Linked DNA regions of Homo sapiens: region 1 is linked to region 2. A link is an interaction called in ENCODE POLR2A ChIA-PET data of the cell type or tissue named here. Cell type or tissue: Panc1. All regions are shown on one strand.

Region 1 (2,500 bases), 980 kb before region 2:
TGTCATCCAGTCTGGAGTGCAGTGCTACCACCACAGCTCACTGCAGCTTCCACCTCCCAGGCTCAAGTGATCCTCCCTCCTGCCTCAGCCTTCCAAGTAGCTGAGACCACAGGTAGTGCCACCACACCTGGCCAAATTTTTAATTTTTTGTAGAGACGGGGTCTTACTATGTTGCCCAGGCCAGTCTCGAACTTCTGGGTTCAGTCCATCCTTCCACCTCGGCTTCCCGAGATTAGAAAGCGTGAGCCACCTCCTTACCTGGCCTTGAAAACCCTTTTTTTTTTTTAAGACAGAATTTCTGTCACCCAGGCTGGAGTGAAGTGGCACAATCTCGGCTCACTGCAACCTCCACCTCCCGGGTTCACGCCATTCTCCTCCTTCAGCCTCCCAAGTAGCTGGGACTACAGGCGCCCGCCACCATGCCTGGCTAATTTTTTGCATTTTTAGTAGAGACGGGGTTTCACCGTGTTAGCCAGGATGGTCTTGATCTCCCGACCTCGTAATCCACCCACCTAGGCCTCCCAAAGTGCTGGGATTGCAGGCGTGAACCACCATGCCCAGCTGAAAACCCTTTTTAACTAATGAATTTACTGGTGGCTACTATATTTATTTGGTATAAAAATAATGACCATTCGCAGGCTGGGCACAGTGGCTCATGCCTGTAATCCCAGCACTTTGGGAGCCGAGGCAGGCAGATAACCTGAGGTCGGGAGTTGGAGACCAGCCTGACCAACATGGAGAAACCCCGTCTCTACTGAAAATACAAAAATTAGCTGGGCATGGTGGCTCATGCCTGTAATCTCAGCTACTCGAGAGGCGGAGGCAGGAGAATCACTTGAACCGGGAGGTGGAGGTTGCGGTGAGCCAAGATCAAGCCACTGCACTCCAGCCTGGGCAACAACAGCAAAACTCCATCTCAAAAATAAATAAATAAATAATAAATAAAATAATGACCATTCACATCTTTCTCTTTATGGCATTTGATTTTATCTAGGTGGATTTCTGTGAAAGGGACAATCAGATAAGGCAATTTTGAGTTTTCTTTTACTAAAATAGTTTTGTTTGTTTGTTTGTTTGTTTTTGAGACAGTCTCGCTCTGTCACCCAGGCTGGAGCGCAGTGGCGCAATCTTGGCTCACTGCAGCCTCCACCTCCCCAGTTCAAGCGATTCTCATGCCTCAGCCTCCTGAGTAGCTGGGATTACAGGCACCCGCCATCATGCTCTGCTAATTTTTTTATTTTTAGTAGAGAGGGGGTTTCATCATGTTGGCCAGGCTGGTCTCAAACTCCTGAACTTAGGTGATCCACCCACCTCGGCCTCCCAAAGTGCTGGGATGCCAGGCATGAGCCACCACAGCTGGCTTTGGTGTCTTCTTAATAATGACAGTTAGGCATCAACTCCCAGGAGTCTGTCTACTCCATGGCAGGGATTTGACTGAGAACAGCAGTACTCAAGCTTTGCACACTGGAATTGCCTCAGAGCTTTAAAACATACTGGTGCCCCACCCCACCAACCTCACTATTTTTTTTTTTTTTTAAGAGATGGGGCAGGCCAGGTGCTGTGGCTCAAACCTGTAATCCCAATGCTTTAGGAAGCTAGATGGGAGGATAGCTTGAGCCCAGGAGTTCGAGACCAACCCAGGCAACATAGCAAGACCCCATCTCTACAGGAAAAAAATTAAAAATTAGCCTGGCTTGGTGGCACATGGCTGTAGGCACAGCCACTAGGGAGGCTGGGATGAGAAGACTGCTTGAGCCTAAGAGTTCAGGGTTGCAGTGAGCTATGATCACACCACTGTACACCAGCCTGGGTGACAGAGTGAGACCCCATCTCAAAAAAAGAAAAAAAGAAAAAAATCAGGCCAGGTGCGGTGGCTCACGCCTGTAATCCCACTACTTTGGGAGGCCGAGGCGGGCAAATCACCTGAGGTCAGGTGAGGTCAGGAGTTCGAGACCAGTCTGGCCAACATGGTGAAACCCTGCTCTACTAAAATTACAAAAAAAAAAAATGAGCTGGGCGTGGTGGCAGGCGCCTGTAATCCAAGCTACTCGGGAGGCTGAGGCAGGAGAATCACTTCAACCCAGGAGGTGGAGGCTGCAGTGAGCCTAGACCGTGCCATTGCACTCCAGCCTGGGCAAAAAGAGCAAAACTCCATCTCGAAAAAAAAAAAAGAAAATCAGAAACTAGATCCAGAGACCTAGGATGAAGCAGGGTGTTAAAGCAAGAGGTTCTGGCCTGGCACAGTGGCTCACACACTTTGTAATCCCAGCACTTTGAGAGGCTGAGGCAGGAGGATCACATGAGATCAGGAGTTCAAAACCAGCCTGGAAAACATGGTGAAACCCTGTCTCTACAAAATATACAAAAATGCCAGGCTTGGTGGCTTATGCCTGTAATCCCAGCACTTTGGGAGGCTGAGGCGGGTGGATCACAAGGTCAGGAGATCGTGACCATCCTGGCTAACACGGTGAAACCCCGTCTCTACTAAAAATACAAAAAA
Region 2 (2,500 bases):
AAACTAATAATAATAAAAATTTTAAATTTAGTTTCTCAGCCCCACTAGCTACATTTCAAGTAGCAACACGTGACTGGTGGTTACCATAATGAATAACACAGAAAGTTATATTAGACAAGGCTGATGTAAAAGAAGACCTGATGCTAATTCAACCTTGGAAACAGAGAGGAGGCATTTGAAATGAGCAGCATTAAGGCAAGCACTCCAGGACGGACGACGACAACATAAACCACTGGCCTCCCTGCAGCATCATGCAGTACCCAATCTCCAAGGCTCTTCCCCGAAGTCAAAAGCAAAATACTTCAAGGAGGCATTAGAGAAATGAAATGGGTGACAGGCTTTGATTGTACTTTAAGATAAGCTTAATACCCTAAAATTTAAAAATCACATTATAAAAATCTATTTATAGCTGGGTGCAGTGGCACACACTTGTAGCCCCAGCTACTCAGGAGCCTGAGGCGGGAGGATTGCTTGAGCCTGGGAATTCGAGTCCAGCCTGGGCAACATAGTGAGAACTCATCTCTAAAAAGGTAAAAATTAAAAAAATTAAGATTAAAAAAATCCAATTAGGACCTCACTAAAAATAAAAAGGTGGAGGGGAAAATGGAACTGGAATTAACTGCTAGATCATTCTGGAAATCTTTAACAAGTAAGCTAAACTAGAGATCAAGAAGACAAACCAAAGAATGTACTATGCCCATCCAAATACCTTCCCGTGAGAGAAACATTTCCCAATGATCAAGGTTAGTATATGAAATCACCGGCATTAACCCCACATTAATAAAAACAAGTAGGGCCAGAGAGAGAGGAGGGAGGTGGGCAGAAGAGAGAGCACACAAACCCAGACCAGTACTTTCTAAGTGGGGGTAATTTATTATTCTCCTTCCTCTGAATCCTTAGCTTACATCACCTAGCATGCATGGCCTGTTTCCTATTCTGAGTAATGGGTACAAGGATAGTACCTACTTCATTGGGTTGTTATGTGGATTCCTTGAGTTAATACATGTAAAGTACATAATACAGTGCCTGGCATATAGAAAAGATTAAGGAAATATTTGCTATTATTATTGCAAGAGTCACAAACTATCTCTGAGGATCTGGTCTCACTTGTCCAAAAGTAAAATGATTTCCCTAAGGGTGAGTTCACAGGGGAATGAGATGTTGTGTTGACTATAAGAAGGGGCGCTTTTCAAAAGTCCAATCCATCCTAAGCTGAAACACCTTCCAATTATGTCCTATGGATTATTATTCATAATGCCCAAAGCCATGGGGACAGCTGAAAGAACTTCCGCAAGCTTTAGGATTTAGATATAGACCCCTGGGCCAGGCACAGTGGCTCAAGCCTATAATCCCAACACGTTGGGAGGTCAAGGCAGGAAGATCACTTGAGGCCAGGGGTTTGAGACCAGCCTGGGCAACATAGCAAGATCTCATGTCTACTAAAAATTTTAAAAAGTAGCCAGGCATGGTGGGTGCGCACCTGTAGTCTCAGCTGAGGCAGGAGGATCATTTGAGCCCAGAAAGTCGAGGCTGTAGCAAGCCATGATCATGCCACTGCACTCTAGCCCTTAAACCTGTAATCTTAGTACTTTGGGAGGCCTACGCGGGGGAATTGCTTGAGCCCAGGAGTTCAAGACCAGCTGGGGCAACATGGCAAAACTCCATCTCTACAAAAAAAATACAACATGGTGGCACATGCCTGTAGTCCTAGCTATTAGGGACACTGAGATGGATCATCTGAGCCCAGGAAGTCGAGGCTGCAGTGAGCTGTGAGCATGCCACTGCGCTCCAGTCTGGACAAGAGACCCTATCTCAAAAGGGGAAAAAAAAAAAAAAAAAAAAAAAGGATATCATCATTATTTTATAGATGAGAAAACTAAGGCCCCAAAAAGTTAAACAGCTGGCCTGTGGCAGTTTTCCTCAGTTTATGTTTAAAATGAGAATTATAAGTATATACCTACATATGTCCCTATAAGGCAGCTAGTTTCCTTGGGAAGGGATATCCTTTATTCTGAAGTTAGATCCTTTTTGTTGTTGTTGTTTTTGTTGCCCAGGCTGGAGTGTAGTTGGCACAATCATTGCTTACTGTAGCCTCCAACTCCTGGGCTCAAGTAATCCTCCTGCCTTCGCTTCCAAAAGTGTTGGGATTACAGATGTGAGCCACCATGGCCAGCCTAGATCCTACTTTTTATGAAATAATGGTGGGAATAATTTTTCTTTTTTAAATTCTCTCCTTGACAAAGCTAAAAACTAGTAAACTCGTATAGGCATACTATGTTTTTTTGAGATGGAGTCTTGCTCTGTCACCCAGGTTGGAGTGCACTGGCGCAATCTCGGCTCACTGCAACCTGCGCCTCCCAGATTCAAGAGATTCTCCCGCCTCAGCCTCCCGAGTAGGTAGGATTACAGGTATGCGCCACCATGCCTGGCTAATTTTTTGTATTTTAGTAGAGATGGGGTTTCACCACATTGCCCAGGCTGGTCTCAAACTCCTGAGCTC

Evidence for each region. Peaks named below come from ENCODE experiments on the same cell type or tissue, not always from the same donor. Only the 100,000 strongest peaks of a DNase experiment are listed, where the experiment ranks them.
Region 1: POLR2A ChIA-PET joins it to region 2 with 11 read pairs; 2 of 35 experiments call an interaction of 5 or more read pairs at or near these places.

What each region holds. Positions count from the first base shown.
Region 1 is chr19:47,865,980-47,868,479 of GRCh38, reverse strand. All of the region lies in intron 1 of LINC01595 (long intergenic non-protein coding RNA 1595), which reads left to right. Among named protein-coding and RNA genes, the nearest start is that of LINC01595, 2.1 kb to the left of the region's middle. In Panc1, no CTCF peak of the experiment used is centred here; no DNase peak of the experiment used is centred here.
Region 2 is chr19:46,883,839-46,886,338 of GRCh38, reverse strand. The region is part of intron 1 of ARHGAP35 (Rho GTPase activating protein 35); the gene reads right to left. Among named protein-coding and RNA genes, the nearest start is that of ARHGAP35, 24 kb to the right of the region's middle. In Panc1, no CTCF peak of the experiment used is centred here; no DNase peak of the experiment used is centred here; H3K27ac peaks cover 185 bases.